Linked DNA regions of Mus musculus: region 2 is linked to region 1. The links are chromatin loops, found by intact Hi-C in ENCODE. Cell type or tissue: left cerebral cortex. All regions are shown on one strand. Each heading gives the region's core, and the rest is flanking DNA. Links, peaks and the distances in the headings are about the cores only. Region 1 overlaps Tnpo1 (transportin 1). Region 2 holds the start of Gm35493 (a long non-coding RNA gene).

Region 1 (8,334 bases), core at 101-8,100:
CCATAAGACTGAAAAGAGGAGATGGAGGAAGTGTGGCCGGCAGGACAGAGCCCAAGAGCTTTGCAGTATTAAGATGTCAGTGAAAAGACAAAACTACCGGCAAAGCAGTTACAAGGAGCCCACACTGGGGGGATGAATAATGAGTGTGGTAACCTGGAAAGCAAAGAAGCAAGTTTGTCAAGATGAAGGGGAGGAAATGGCTGGGACAGATGCTGCCAATACAATTTGAGAACTAGGAAAATCACCACAGGTGTACCTGAGGAGGCATTGGCTAATCTGGTGGAGGCAAAGACCTGACTGACTGCAGAAAGATTAAGAGAATCCTGGAGGAGCAAGTTGGTAATAGCAAGTGTTGACAATTCTGCTGAAGTGGGCCGATTCTTAGGGCGAGAGAAGTACAGTCATTCCCCCTTGAACAACAGTTCTCCAGCTGTTGATTCAACCAAGGGCAGACTGAAAAGGAGGGCAAATAAAACCTGTGTCTAGTAAACATGACTCAGACTTTTTATTTCCTAAGCAATACAGTAAGGATATCAGCCATTAACGTAGAATTTACATTCAGTATTATAAATCATCTAAAAATAATTATGAGAATATGAGAGTGCATATACGTTCTATACAAATACTTTGCCACATTATAAAAGGGATTTGTACATCTGTAAATCTTGTTACCCTTGTGAGGGGAAGTGGGGTGTCCTAGAAACAATGCTTCACAAACATTGAGATGACTATAGTAGCATGTCTGTCTGCTTAGAGAAATGGTTTCATAATGAAAATAAGCCAGACATTTAGTGGTACATACTTTTAGTCCCTGCACTTGGGAGCAGAGGCAGGCAGATCTCTGTGAGTTTAGGGTCAGCCTGTTCTACAGTGAGTTCCAGGCTAGCCAGGGGACTACACATTGAAACTGTCTCCAAAACAAACCAACCAACCAACAACAACAAAAAAGAGCATTCATGAGTGAAAAAATGACAAGGGAAGGCCAGGACTGCTCCTAGGCATGGTGGAGGACAAAGTTTGTTGTAGACAGGAAGGAGAGTACACTGGGACAGCCCAGAACACTCATAACCTTGAGTCATTTGAGAAGAACCAGGTGCAGCAGCCAAGAGGCAAACGTACAAAAGGGGCGGGTAACCAAAATGGTGGACAGGTAGGGAGAGACTGAGAGCCTGGCATCCAGGTCTACTTTGTTTTAAGCAGATGAGAGAAGATGGATCTAGTACAAAAGCAGACAACAGGACGCTAAGATCACAGGCAGGAGACAGCACATACTAACACAGATGCTTGTAAGTTCCTGGGGGTGGCAGGAGTGTGGACACTTTCTTCACATCACTTCAGTTTGCTTAGCAAAGTAGAAAGCTAAGTCATGGGCTTGAAGTGAGGATGGGAGAAGAGACATGAATTTGTAAAAAGAGAAGCCATGAAACTTTGCATTACTGGGACTATTGATGCTGGTTAGCTGGAGCTAAGAAATTAGCGGTGATTAAGAAGAGACCAGCAACCAGGCGTGATGGCGCACGCCTTTAATCCCAGCACGCGGGAGGCAGAGGCAGGCGGATTTCTGAGTTCGAGGCCAGCCTGGTCTACAAAGTGAGTTCCAGGACAGCCAGGGCTATACAGAGAAACCCTGTCTTGAAAAACCACAAAAGAAAAAAAAAAAAAAAAAAGGAAGAGACCAGCATCATTGAGGTGACATCTTTTGGGAAGTGTTTTCTGAGAGCACAGTGGCTGCATTCCAGATATAGCCAAAGTTGTACCTTGTGCTGTGGCTGGACTTGGTAATGTGTAAGGGTCACCCAGGTGGTACTGGTTTTGAAGGCATGAAGGTGTCATGAAGAACATCTGAGGCTTGGCACTGTGAGAGGTCATGGAAGGCCATTGGAGAAGGTATAGCCTCAGCTGTAGTTGATGGCCCAGGACTGAAGGGGTCATGCAGCGTTTTGGAGATGCCAGTACCATGAGATGACCACCAAGAGCAGCAGCAGCAGTGGAGTACAGGCATCTGGAGCCTAAAGGATGATGTGTGTGCTACAAAGGGCATGGCTGGAAAAGTGACCCAAGCCCTTGGAGGAGCCCAGAAGATCGTAAGTTGGATCCCAGACATTGGACGGTTGGAGATTGACTTTTGCTTTTGATTGTAACTGTGCCCTGATATTTTCCCTCTTGAAGGAAGAAACTGTTTTAGTGGAGCCCACGGTTAAGAGACTTTTAATTGTAAAAAGACTTTGGATTTTAAAAGAGATGGATATTTTAAAGAGATTGAAAATTTAAGAATATGTAAAGACTGTGGGACTTTTAAAGTTATTTAGATCTTTTAAAGTTATTTCACTTAGTAGTAGAAAGGAAATCCAGGAACACCAGGCATCATGCAGGCCATGAGATTTATGGTCAAGTGAGGTTCTACAGTTGTACAGTTTGTCCACATACAGGCTCACAGAAGCAAGTGCAAAACAAAGCACAGAACTGGTCTTAACTGGGCCCCTGGTTCTGCCAAACAACAAAAATAAGCAAAAAAAAAAAAAAAAAGAAAGAAAACAAGGAAGGAGATCCAAAATTCCATGACTAACTGTGGAATTTAAGCTGAGTGAAGGCCATGTAAAACAGAGTGAAAACAAGACAGCAAGTGGCCAGGAGACAGGGATGGGTGTGGGGTGCTCCACGATCCAGAAGCTGGTGTGAGGGACTGGGCGTAAACCACAAAGGCAGGAGTAGAGGTCACAGGGTGGAACACCATGCAAGAGTAACTACAGAAGTGCAAACTACTGCCTGATCTCACTAGGTATTATGCATGCTAGGGTATAAAACAACCCATTACACTCCTGGTGACTTCAATATACAAAGAGCAGGTGGTACTAGAAACAAAAAGGTATGTAGGCATTCATGACATAACCTAAGGCTGGGGCTTTGGGGAGAGAATAGTCTAAAAGCAGGAAAGAGACTTCAAGTTGTTGTTCTCACTTCTAGGAAATATGAAAAATTATGCAAAATCAACCAACTAACTGAGGTACAACTGTGCCAGGTTCCCAGCAAGATAAGAAAGGAAGCCCAGGCACAGTGGCACATGGGGAGGCAGAAGTAGGACTATGAGTTTGAGACCAGCCTGAGAAACAGAGGGAATGCCTACATAATCAGGAGAAAGTAGATGGATAGGAGATGGCGATGGAGAAAGAAGGGCATGTGTTCAGGGGCTAGAGAGCTGTCATAGCATTGTTCTTGCTCAAGACCCAGGTTCCATTCCCGGCGTGCACATGACACCTCACAACCTTCTGTTATTCTAGTCCCAAGGGATCCGAAACCCTTTCTGACCTTCCCTGGCACAGGCTGGCATATGGTGCACATATCTGCATACAGGCCAAGCACTCATACACATAAAATAAATAAATCTAAGAAATATTTTTAAAAGAAGAAAGAATATGTTGAAAGGGGTGGTGGAGCTGGCTCAGTGGTCAAGAGCACTTGCTGAGGACCCAGGTTCAACACCCACAGGGTCACACTCACAACAATCCCTAACTCCAGATCAAGTGGACTGGATGTCTTCTGACTTCCGCAGGCACCAAATATGTACAATGCATATTCATACATGTAAGCATAACACTCACACATAAAAATAAAATAAATAACCCTTAAAGAAAAACACAAAAATATGCTGAAAGTTCTTTTTGGTAGGTAGACAGTAAACCCCAGAGGACACAAAATAAAGGTTAAGAAGGGTTAAGATGGGGAGGTGGGTGGGAAATTCGACTATGAACAGACATGTTACAAATCTGATAAATGAAATGCAGATGAAGGCTGACGAGGAACCAGGAGCCTCTGCAGTTACTGACAAAGACATCCTGACACCTGACTCATCCATCTTGTTAAGAAATGGAAGCTACTATGGTAAAATGGTTTTACTTTAAAATACCTAGGTTGGGTGTGGTGGCATATACCCACATGTGGTATATTTAATTTCAGCACTTGGGAGGCAGAAGCAAGAGGATCTCTCTGTGAGTTCCAGGCCAGCAGGATCTATGTAGTAAGTCCTAGGCCAGCCAGGATTATACAGAGAGCCTGTGGCAATAAGAACAAGAATAAAGTAAGTAATTGAGCGGTTTTCCTTTTTATGTATTTCATAATCTGAAAAACCCATTTTGTTCTTGATGATTTATACACGTAATGAACATGTTTCATTTCAAAATTTCAATAGTTTATTCTAGTATAATGTGAATTAAAACACTTGAGGCAAATCTGACCACACCAGTTAGTGTCGTTGCTGTCTGAAACTGCTTTGCACTACAATGGCAAGGCTAGTATGGACCAGAGAGTAGAAAATATCTATAATCTGCCACGTATGCTCAGTGGACCAAGAACACAGTAGGTGCTTACCTCCTGCACACACAGAGGAATGGGCTTCCAGCTCCCAACGCGCCAGCTGCACTCTACTCTTCATGGACCTCTCCTAGGCCTCCCTGGGCTACAGCAAACCTGTCGGCCTCTGACAGTGCTTGTGGCATCCTCTGCTCACATCTCTCTCCACAGCTACTGCACCAGCCAGCCAAGGCGACCCGAGCTTGTGCTCTCTGCAGCTGAGGGAGCCGACTTCTAAGAGTTTACTGCTTTAACTTGCTGACTTCAGAAAACCGTGTTTACTAAATATTTCCTTCTCTTGTTAAATACTGGTGTATATGTGTGTCTGTCCAGAGAGAGCTTCACTGCTGAGTGTGCCTGGGTAACTGGCCTGCGAGCTTCCAGGGAGTCGCCTGCCTCTCCCTCGCATCGCTGTAGGAGAAGCTGATTCCAGGGCTTCACGTGTTCTGGGACCTAAGCTCGCTCGCTTTCATGGCAAGCACCTGACCCATGGAGCCACCTCCTCAGCTCAGTTAGTTTTCAAAAATGTTAATCCCTAATGGAAACAAATGAAAGTTGACTCTGTAACTCGATGTTCACTTTTTAATGATGTGATTGTCATTATTGTTAAGCATTTGCTTACAGAAATACAACAGTTTGGAACATTCAATTATTTCTCTCCTATAATTTCTTTTGTTAGGAAAGACAAAAGTGATAGGAAGGACCTGTGTCCTTTCTGGGACAAGCACTTCTGGTGGGCGTGAAGGAGGAGTGCAATGTACTATCTCATCACTGTTTCAGTCAGCTGTAAAATGCAACCCACGTGCATGTATGTGGGGTTTGCCTTCCTTCTGTTTTCCTTCTGTTTTCAGCATGAAATCTTCTATCCTTCTTATGTTAAACAGCTCTAGTCTTCTTGGCTTATTTTCCATTAAGACTTTCATTTATTTCACCAGGAATGGGCTTCATCGAGTATAGTTTTCAATTCAATTACTTAATGGGCCTTTAAACTTCTCTTAGTCACTAAATTTAATCAAATTTGTGACTTCTTTGGTTTTTCTCTTTGCCATTTGTTGGAGAGCATTACTAAGAATGCTGAGCCCACATATTGTTGCTGCAACCATTTCAGAATCCAGATGTCTCTCTATATATATTATATATCTCTATGTATACAATTAGATTTCCTCCTGGTAAAGATTTTTTTTTTCCATTTTCTAAAATGTGGAAAGTTAAGGTCTGTCTGGTTTAATTTTGTAACTTAACCATTCATTACTTGGAGTATGTACTACACAGAAATGTACAAGTAGTATCTTTTAGACAGACAGACAGACCTAGATTCAGAGTCAGGCTTGCATATCTAGCCCTTGTGCAAAATGCATCTCCACCTTTTCCCATCAATCAGAGAAAAATAATTTCCATGTGTAACACAGAACTATGATGATGAGAATTCGGTATAAGAAATGATATGTAGCAGACAGATGACTACAGGTACCTCCTGACTACAATGGAAAGGAGCACTAATTCAGTCCCCCTCCTTCTCCTTTGTCGCCCAACAGTGGTGCATTAGCATTATGCTGCTTCTATTTATTTCATAAACATTACCAAATTCCCTCAAGCAAGCCTAGCATAGTAGTGAACATCTATTACCTTTGCACAGGGACGATGGCGGCAGAAGGGGACGATCTGAGGCTAACCCTGAGCAACAGAGGCTGTCTTCAAACAAACAACAGCAGCCCTAACGGTAGAGGCTTGTAAGCACAAGCTAAAGCAAGAGGATGAAGAGTGTAAGGGTTGCCTGGACTAGAGTGAGTTCAAGGTCAGCGCGCATAACTTAGTCCATCCTCAACATGTAGCCTGCATGAGGTCATGAGCTCAATCTCTAACACTACTCACACAGACAGTAACAGCAATAAAGATCAAACCACCACCAAGAGCAGAGCAGAGCGGTCCACAACATTAATCCAAGCACTCAGAAGGCAGAGGCAGACCTCGGTGAGATGGAAGCTAGTCTGGTCTTCTGAAAGTGTTCCTGTACAGCCAGGGCTACAGAGAGGGGCCCTGTCTCAAACCACCACCATGAAAAATAAACCTGCTGTCTTAGTTAGGGTTTTACTGCTGTAAACAGGCACCATGACCAAGACAAGTCTTATAAGGATAAACATTTAATTGGGGCTGGATTACAGGTTCTGAGGTTTAGTTCAGTATTATCAAGGCAGGAACGAGGCAGCATCCAGGCAGACATGGTATAGGAGGAGCTCAGAGTTCTGTATCTTCATCTGAAGGCTGCTAACAAAATACTGACTTCCAGGCAGCTAGGATGAGGGTCTTAAGCCCATGCCCACAGTGACTCACCTACTCCAATAGGCCACAACTATTCCAACAGGGACACACCCTCTAATAGTGCCACTCCCTGGGCCAAGCATATACAAACCATCACATTCCACTCCCTGGCTCCCATAGACTTATTCAAACACATGAGTCTATGGGGGCCATATCTAGCCATAGCATAAAAGTACATTTAGTCCAACTTCAAAAGTCCCCAGTCTGTAGTGGTCTCAACAATGTTAAAATTTCAAACTTCAAAGTCTCTTCTGAGATTCATCCAATCACTGAACTGTAATCCCCAAAGCAAGGCAGAAAACCAGCTGAGCCAATTCCAAACTCTGCATCTCCAAGGCTGATGTCAAAGCAGTCTTCAGATCTCCAACTCCTTTTTCATCTGTGTTGAAACTGCTTTCTCCTGGGCTGGTTCCACTCCTGTTAGCAGCTTTCATGGCTCTGGCATCTTTAGTATCTTGGGGTCTCCAAGTCAACTTCAACTTCACAGATTCTTGTTTCAATATCTGAGATCCACACATGATCTTCTGGGTTCCTCGAAAGGGCTGGCATCACTTCTCCAGCTCTGCCCTCTGTAGCACCCTAAGCTCAGGTTGATCCACTCCACTGCCATAGCTGTTCTTGGTGATCAGCCAAGAACATCCCCAATATTCTGAGGCCTTCTGCTGCAACTCGGCTTTACCAATCGCCTCTCATAGGCTCTCTTCATGGTGCCAAGTCTCAAATCCTTCAGTCCTGTGCCATTAACTGCAACCGAGGCTGCACCTTCACCAATGGCCTTCCATGGCTTCTCACAATGCCAAGCCTCAGCTGTTCTTCATGACTTCTTCATGTCTTCAAACCAGTACCACCTGAGTGACCCTTCAAGTACAGCAGCAGCAGGAGGTATAACCTTGGCTATATCCAGAACACAGCTGCTTTGTGCTCACAGAAAACACTGCCCAGAAGATTTCACCTCTGTGATACTGACTTCCAGGAAGCTAGGACAAAGCTCAAGCCCACGGTGACACACCTACTCCAATAGGCCATACCTACTCCAACAGGAGCACACCTTCTACTAGTGCCACTCCCTGGTCCGAGCATACACAAACCATCACACTTGCCTTAAGCAAAAGTAACCAGACAATATGAATTCAGAAACGTGAATGATACCCAGCATCTCAAAGAAACATCTAAAGTGCAGCTAATTGTCTCATGCACAAAGATGTTCGGTGTAGTGATTATGTAACTACAAAAAACAATTAAAAACTCTTTAAGAGAAATTCACACAAACATTACACATTCATAAAAAAACAAACAATATCACTTATTAGCTTAAGAAAATGCAAGCAGAAAATTACTTATGCAATAAAATCTCAACTGTGTAAATATACACATTTGTAGAAAATACACTGAAGGGCTTAGATAAATTACTGTACCATCCTGAAATTGGCAATTTTAAGTTTATTTCTCATAGTTATAAAAAACACTGAAAACGATGATGACGAGAACATTAGTGATTTGTGGAGCATCGACTCCATGTGGGCCTGGTTCTGAGAGCTTCCTAAGTGAACTCAGTTCTCAGAACACAACCGAGATGATGTAACCTGTTTCACGTTACACTGACAATTACAAAGGGCCTGGCTTAGATTGCCCATCCACATGCAGGACAAGCCTACCTTGTATCATAAC
Region 2 (8,334 bases), core at 77-8,076, 150 kb after region 1:
GCAGGGGCCTGGGCCATCCTACATCAACTAGCAATTAAGAAAACACTAATAGACACACCTACAGGCCAATGTGATGGAGGCAATTTTTTTCATCGGAGTTTTCAGATGTGTCAAGCTGACAACAAAACTAACTAGGACGTCAGGCTTAGACAGGAAATGCACTTGCACACTTGTGTGACCTCTCCGGGCCCAGGTCTGCTGTACCTACCAGAGATGCTTACACATGGCCCATGGGATGCTTCTTGAGTCTCCAGTTCTGATTTCTAGCCTCCTGAGAAGCAACTTCTCCCATCTCTACTCTCCCTCAGCAACTGTCCTTCCCCCTCATGAAGCATACAGCGGAGTCTCAGGGCACCTCCTGAGACAGGAGATGGGTAAGGATCAGATGTGTCCGCGTCTTCTGTGGGCTTCATACGGGGGACCCTGTTGGTCCCTCCTCTCCCCTGTCATTTTGAAAAGTCCATAACATATCAAATGAGGAGGCTCAGCATTTTCTGTGCTTTCTCTCCTGGTGGGCGTTTTAAGTGGATTGCATGGGAGGGAATGACTCACGTGTGGGTCGGTAATGAAGTTTTGGAAATGAATACCTACGGAAGGATAGAGAAACTGCACGCCCGGCAGCCCTTGAGCATGCTGAGAGCTTATGCGCTGATTCTAGGGAATTACAAGAGCTCTCAATTTAGACTGATTAAAGAAGCAGGGCAGGAAAATATAATATAAAATACATGGCATAGTAATTTGCTTTTTTAAAGGCTCTGCCTCTCCTTTGCCTCCTCTGTGACAGCCGCATACCCGGATGGATGGGCATGCTCAGACATTGCGTTAGCAACACACAACAAGCTACTTCTCTCATCTCTCTGGGATCCCAAGGTGGAGTTCTGGCATAATGACTTAGGTAACGCATTTTTAACAGTAGTCCTTCAGATCTGAAGAGTGCTTTGCCTCCAGTGCATAGGCTGAAATCACTGGCCAGCGTTATGTGCTTTCTCAAAGGCTCTATGGGACCAAGCAGCATGTGTAATTCTGTGTAGCATTGTGAGAAAGTGGGCAGGATGAGAATAAGGTGTGGGCTCATTGGCTGAGGAACAAGATGGCTGGATGGTGCTGGTCCACGTCCTGTCTTTGTCCATCTGGGCTATTGCTGGCAAGGCCTTTGGCATCTGTAGGATGTCACGTGATCATAAAGCCGTTGGAGACCATGACTGCTGTGCCATATGTGTCACTTCCAGCTCTAGCTTCTGTGACAGGACTCATTCCAGTGTGCAAGACTCACCTTCCCCAGACATGCCACAGGTTGAAAAACCCGGGGCCCCCAGAGAAAGTAAAGTATTTACTTGGGGGCCACGGATTTTGCAGAGGAGAAAGCCAGACTGAATCATCCCAGTTCTAGAAACCAGAGAAATGACCCACTATGCTTTTACTTCTCAGTAGGTGTGATTTTTCAATAGTTTAAAAAAAAAAGAAATAATGAATTTTTCAAGCACTAGTCTGACCATTATGATCAGTTAAGTGTGGTAACTTCCCAACATTTAGACTGTAAGCCATTTCTCCAGAAGGGTAGGCTTGGCCCTGGTGGAAGTTCCTGGGGTAGACTTCTATGAGAGGTGTTGTGTGCGCGAGTGTGCACTGGCCTTATACCATAGTGTGGCTCAGAATGGCCTTGATACAGCAGCAGTTAGTAAATCCAGTTATGTTTTGAATGCAAAAACTCACCCACCATTCTCACATTGTTAAGAGAGGGAGGGTATATTCTGATCCAACAGTCACTTGGTCATCTTCTTGGCTAAGTAGCAGAGCAAAAAGATTGGACTTATCCAGGCAGTGGTAACGCACACCTTTAATCCCAACACTTGGGAGGCAGAGGCAGGCGGATTTCTGAGTTCGAGGCCAGCCTGGTCTACAGAGTGAGTTCTAGGACAGCCAGGGCCATACAGAGAAACCCTGTCTCTAAAGCACATAAGTAAATAAATAGGTTAGTAAGTAAGTAAGTAAGTAAATAAATAACTAAATGGTTAGATGTGTGACTACACTGAGGGAGGATGCCTTGACCAAGGGTAGCATATGTGATCAGATCCCAGCAGTCACTGCTGCTCACCATTGCTTCCCCACCCCCACCCCACCGCCCTGAGGACTCAGCATTCTTCACTGCACAACTGCTGGGGGTGTTAATTGTCAACGTCTCACAGCTTATACTGAAGACAGCTGCTGAACTGAGGTCACCGTTGGATACTACCGGCAGCCAGCGCCTGGCCCCTCACTCCACCCGGGATGACTCTGCAAGGCCAGTCAGTTCTGGAGCCCCAGTGGGACATTGACTGGGGCCTGATTATAGTTTGGCATATTCTTGTGGCTAATTCTGCTGCTCTTTCCTCTGCATACTCAATGTGTTGTTCCACTCTCCATCCCAGCAGCAGCTACCCAAGAGCCTGGCCTGCAATATGTCTTCCTTTCTCCCAATCCTGAGATAGCAGGCTCTTTAAAATCCCCACTGATCGTCTTTAATTGCTAACAGCAAGTTTCTTGGCAAGGACTTTGGGGAAAGATCTGAATATGGAGGACCAAGGGTGGCTGTTTGCCAATACTGATCCATGTGGACATATCATTTTCAAAATTGCCTTCCAGGACAAAGTCATGCAAAGGGTAAGTGAGCTGGCAGCCACAGAATGCAGAGAAAAGGATGTGGTGCTGCAAATTAAGAGGAAATCCCACCACATACCAAAGTATTTCAGCCTCCTCCCCAAGTGCTCCCATCTGTCTCATAATGAATAGCGTGTATCAGGAACTAATGGTCACAGACAGCCACATGATCTGTGTTGGGGGTGACACACAGATGCCAAGACTGCTGTCGTGCAAAGGACGTTACAGCTGGATCCTGCTGTCCGACAAAGGTGTTGGGTCTCTGTATTTTTAAGTGCAGGTTCGCAAGCAGGGGAAAAATCTAGCGAAAGCCACGTTGAATGTGCTGTAAGTTTTCTTTCAGCTTAGAGTCATCTGGGAAGAGAAAACTTCACCTGAGACACTGCCTCCACCAGGTTGTCTTATAGGCAAGCCTATGGGAGATGTTTTCTTGATTAATGATTGAAGTCTGAGGGCCTTGCCCACTGCTGGTGGTACCACCCCTCCGCGGGTGGTTCTGGGAGGTTAAAGAGAGAGAGAGAGAGAGAGAGAGAGAGAGAGAGAGAGAGAGAGAGAGAGAAAACAAACAGGAACAAACAATGGGGAGCAAGCCTGTCAGTAAGCAGTGGTCCTCCTTAGCCCCTCCTTCAATTCCTACCTCATGGTCCCTGTCTTGACTTCCCTCAGTGAGGGACTGTGATGTGTCCCTCTAAACAAAGTGTACACTAAACAAATCCTTTCCTTCCCCAGTTGCTGCTTTTGTCCTGTTACTCATCACAGCCACAGAATGCAAACTAGGACACTAGACTTCAGCAGCCGTATCACTTCTGATGGCCAGGAGGATGTTGGGTACAAGTCGTGACGAATTGGCAGAGCTCTGGGATAGAAATCTGTAACTTGATCAAACTTGCTGTAGGTATTGCCCAGTGAATTCAAAAGCCCTTGAGAACGTGAATTTTATTTTATTTTTACAAAGCGTCATGTGTTTTATACATTAACATTGAATTATGTACTCACTTCATTATAGCTTTCCTACACAGCTCTCCAGGGGATGGTGATCCACACAGCACTGTGGCGTTTCCAGCTTGCTTTTCTTCATTAAGAAGATCGTGTGAGGGATAAACCTGACATGAGGCTCGGGGACGCTCTCCGGCTACTGAAATTGGATGTTAACCAGGTCAAAAGACTCCTCCCAGCAAGACTCACTTACCAGCAGGTGTCCCATTGTGTCCCCATGTCTTCCCATTTCCATTTGCACTTAGAAAAGCTTATTAATTTTTTTTATCTTCCCTTAGGAATATCAGCTTGTAAAACATAGCGTGAGAGATGTTTGAAGGATGGCCACCCTCTGTCTGATGCCCTGGAGGAGACCAGAGAGTCCTGCTGGCAGGGAATGAACTACTGCCTCAGGAACAAATAGTGATGGAGAAGAGGCTTGTAGCTCCCATATTCTTATTTCTGTTGAAGGGAAGAATAACTTTAGGGTACCAGTTCTTAGTGAGCAGACCCTCTGAGATTAGTGCAAGGTCTTATTGCTCTTAGGTCCAATACAGCATGACTAGCCACATATCGTTTCTCAGAGCAGCTGAATTCTTTCAGGGGTGGCTCTGCTGTTATACCTCTGTATATTCTTTCTAGGCTGCAATCTGTGGCTCTGCATGCAGTAAATATCCCACAAAGTCTAATTTGGGGAGTATAGCATGTATCAGCACACTGGAGTTGGCTTGGCGTTTCTGCTTCCACTAGGAGGCCAGGAGACTCTTTTTCCTTAAGTACTTTACAATCCTTCAGAATTTTTCACTTTTCCTCTTGGAGGGAGAAAATGGAGCTGGAGACCCTCATGAGGCAGAGCTAATTTGAACTTGGAGAGAATGGGGAATTCCACGGCTTTGGAGAAAGGCACGGGGACGAGAATGCATTTCACATCAAACATTTGGATTCAAGGGGTGGTCTCCATGTGGGGCAAAACTGCAACAGCTTTTGTATGTAACTTAAAGAAAAAAAAAGAACTATTTTCCCGTTCACTGCAAGGAAGCTGCTGGATCCACGTTAGCGGTGAATTAGGCTCCATTCCCCAGCAAAGCTTTCAGGCCACAGTCAAGTACAACACTGAACAGCCCCTACACTGGCTCTGCTCGCAAGTGTGTGCTCAACTTTGGAAGCTAAAACAACTGAAATCAAAACCATATAAAAACAATGTATGGTGTGTATTTCTGTAAGAAACGTGCCCTCAAGTTCTCTATTCAATTTTAAGACCAGTGAGGTCGTAGAAATGTTTCCCAAGAAGCATCTATTTCCCAGGAACACACAGGAGACAGAGTTGGTGTTGCAACTAGTAATAGCAGTGTCTTTACATTTTCATGGTTCATCTCTTATTCAGAGAGCTCAGTGAACCACTAATACTAAACATTGTTAATGTTTTCGCTCTCTCCATTCAGACTTTATGTAGTTTTCTATCAAATTTTGGACTGCATAGCAGCAGACTGGTTTGTTGTTGTTGTTGCTGTTTTAGCTTTCAGTTACTTTTATGAAATATTTGGAGATATGTGACTTATCATGAAAAATGCTTGATTTTGGCTCACAGTTTTGAAGGCTTTGGTCCATATTTAGCTGGCTCATTGCTTTGAGCCTGTGACAAAAGGGCATATCATGGTGAAGATAGATTATAGGCTGTGGCGGGTGCATAGTGGAGCAAAACTGTTCATTTCATGGCCAGGAAGCAAAGAGCAAGAAGAAGAGATTGTGGGTCTTAAATAGTGTTTCTATTGCCTTCAAAGAGACACCACGACCATGGCAACTATTTTTATTGATTCTTTGTAAATTTTGCATTATGTACCCCAATCATAATTTTGCATTATGTCCCATCCCTCCATATCCACCCTTTACCCATGCAACCTTCCTACCTGTCTCAGTTAGGGTTGTATTGCTGTAACCAGACACCATGACCAAGGCAACTCTTAACTGGGGCTGGCTTACAGGTTCAGAGGTTCATTCCATTATCATCAAGGTGGGAACATGGGAGCATCCAGGCAGGCATGGTGCAGGAGGAGCTGAGAGTTCTACATCTTCATCTGAAGGCTGCTAGCCAAATACTGACTTCCGGGCAGCTAGGATGAGCATCTTAAAGCCCACACTTACAGTGACACACCTACTCCAACTAATACTCCTTCTAATAGTGCTACTCCATGGGCTGAGCATATACAAACCATCACACCACCAAAGAAGACAGACAGACAGACGGATGGATGGAGGGAGGGACTCACCATGGAATCTGCACTGTGTCACGGTGTGTTACACAGTATACCCTTTTGGATCACGGCATCTCTTATAAAAGAAAACATTTAATTGGGGCTGGCTTACAGTTTCAGTGGTTTAGTCTGTTATTATCATGGTGGGAAGCATAGTGTCTGTCATTCAGGAAGACATGGTGCTGGAGAAGGATCAAAGAGTTCTACAATTTGATTCACAGGCAGCAGAAGGAGACTGTGGCCACTCTGGGTGTAGCTTGAGCATGAGACTTCAAAGCCCGACCCCACAACGACACACTTCCTTTAGCAATGCCACACTTTCTAACAGCGCCACTCCCTGTGGTCAAGCATTCAAACACATTCGTCTATGAGGGCCATTACCATTCAAGCCACCACATAGGGGTTTCACAATTTCCTTCAAAGACTTGCCCAATGACCTAAAGTCCTTCCCCTTGGTGTTCAACTTTGTTGCTATTGGCCTATTGGATGGAACTCCCACTCAAGGGGCCTTGGCTTTTGAAGCTAGTGGTGGCACTGGCTTTTGTTTGTGAAGCAAAGGCTGGAAGCCTGTGGGTAAACTCTCTGTGAACTTTTTTTTTTTTAAAGCACCTTTCTATTCAGTCAGACATTATTACTTGAGCTAGAGGAAGCATCACCTGACCTTGTCCTTTGTTCTTGGTTTCATGGTAATTGCAGCTCTTGCCCCTCACTGGCAACATCAGTGAAGAGGAGACCAAAGAGCAAGGGAGATCCTATTGTCTGTGTGCTTCTTCTGGGGCTCCACTGGTGATGGGAAAGCATGGGCCTGAGTCTCACTATCTTTATTTGTAAGCAAACATTGCTCTCTTCACTCAACCTGCAGATAACCTGTGGCAAATGAAGTCATTGTAACAACTCTGTAAAAAAGGTGACGCACATTTTGCCTATGTCACCTGTTTTGTGAAGTGCCGTGAACTGTCTGCCACCTCATTTTCTGTCTCAGTTTTGGCCTCTATTTTTGCAGGCTGAGACCTGGCTCCTACTGTCTCCTAACTGAGAGTGTTTAAAATGTTCTATTTCAGCAGTCAGTTTTGAGACCTAAATCAGAGGGGCTGAACCTCGTTCCAGCGTTATAAAGAGGCCAAGAGGAAACTGCTCCCCACAAACCATCTTTAGTACAAAGACCCAGCATATCTGAAGGGCGAATGACTCAAGTTGTCTAGAAAAACTATGGTTGGTGGCGCTACCTCAGAGAGAAGGACTCTTGACCTTGGAGCTGTCGCTGACATTTATTTGGGGTCCAGGGGAAATAAACACATCTTTCATAACTTAAATATGCCCAACTCACTCTAAGCCCGTGGATAGTCACCGCACATCTGATATTCGTAACTAGCCCGTAAGACTTGGCTACTGCTTTATGCTAAGGTTGCGAGTGGTTGCTGGATTCCGTCCTGTAACAAAGATGTTGGCCATGACTGGAAATCCCTGGGAGACTGTGAAGAGCTTCCGCGGGAGGCTGGCTGCTCTTCTCTGTTTGCTTCAGGGCTGCAAAGAAGCAGATGCCAATGGCTGAGGAGTCCCGCTCTGGGCAGGGCACCAGCATAGCCCGCCCTTGTCCCGCGTGTCTTAAGCCTGATCTCCCCACTGCTGCTTTTCATCGTGGGTCCTCAATGCCCTCATTCTCACAGCACACCTTGGTTTAAAAAGCAACAACAACTATAACAACAAAAAACTCCCATAACACTCAGTCATGAGTAAAGTCATGGTTGCTTTGACTCCCAGGACCCTTGATGGATGTAGCTGTTGGGATAAGGAACATCTCTTCTTGGAACAAATCTCCTTCTGAGACATTTTATTTTGTCTTAAACGATTTTTATTTTATGTATATGAGTGTTTGTCTGCATGCTTGTATGAGCACCACGCCCAGTGTGAGAAAGCAAGATGACAGTGTCAGACCCCCTGGAGTTGAAGGCACAGAAGGTTCTGAGTTGACATTTGGTTGCTGGGAAACAAACTGAGACCTCTGCAGGAGCATTAATTGCTCTGAGTCATCTCTTCAGCCACCTCTTGAAGTGTTATTAAAATAAAAACACCTAAAATATTTTTGTTTGAAAAAAAAGTTTTTTAACCTTCGGGTAAAGACAGCAGTGTCTGGAACAGGAGAATCCATTGATAGAGTCGAAATAACCCAAAACAAAACAAAAGAGGGATGGCTATCTTCCCAATGTCTGTGATCTTCTGCAAGAGCCACGTGTCACTTTGAAACCTGATGCTGGTCCCTGAGCCATCCAAGTTAACTGCCTTTGCTTTACATAATCAGCTTGCTGATTGCAGAGCTAATAATAAATATAATTGAAAATCTCTGTGGGATTCTTTGAAGTTTGCTGGTAAATAATGTCTTGTGGAAGAATGGGAGAGTGGGTTGTCCCTGGGGTTCTTTTCAAATAATGCATATCATTTGCAAACGGATGCATATCATCAGTTATGCATT

The links. Hi-C counts contacts between places; a loop is a spot of excess contacts. Peaks named below come from ENCODE experiments on the same cell type or tissue, not always from the same donor. Only the 100,000 strongest peaks of a DNase experiment are listed, where the experiment ranks them.
Region 2: a loop joins it to region 1, with 1.9 times the contacts of the local background. A loop is called at or near these places in 3 of 42 quality-filtered maps.

The regions. Positions count from the first base shown.
Region 1 is chr13:98,915,378-98,923,711 of GRCm38, forward strand. The region is part of intron 1 of Tnpo1 (transportin 1); the gene reads right to left. Among named protein-coding and RNA genes, the nearest start is that of Gm52051, 4.9 kb to the right of the region's middle. In left cerebral cortex, for the core only: a CTCF peak has its summit at 292; DNase peaks (open chromatin) are centred at 4,699 and 5,135; H3K27ac peaks cover 813 bases.
Region 2 is chr13:99,069,413-99,077,746 of GRCm38, forward strand. It overlaps Gm35493 (a long non-coding RNA gene), which reads left to right and starts at 3,650. Exons shown (of 2, transcript XR_382813.1): 1 at 3,650-3,793; 2 at 3,912-4,622. 2310020H05Rik (RIKEN cDNA 2310020H05 gene) reads right to left here. Exons shown (of 6, transcript NR_045495.1): 6 at 7,116-7,388. In left cerebral cortex, for the core only: a CTCF peak has its summit at 4,373; DNase peaks (open chromatin) are centred at 566 and 3,442.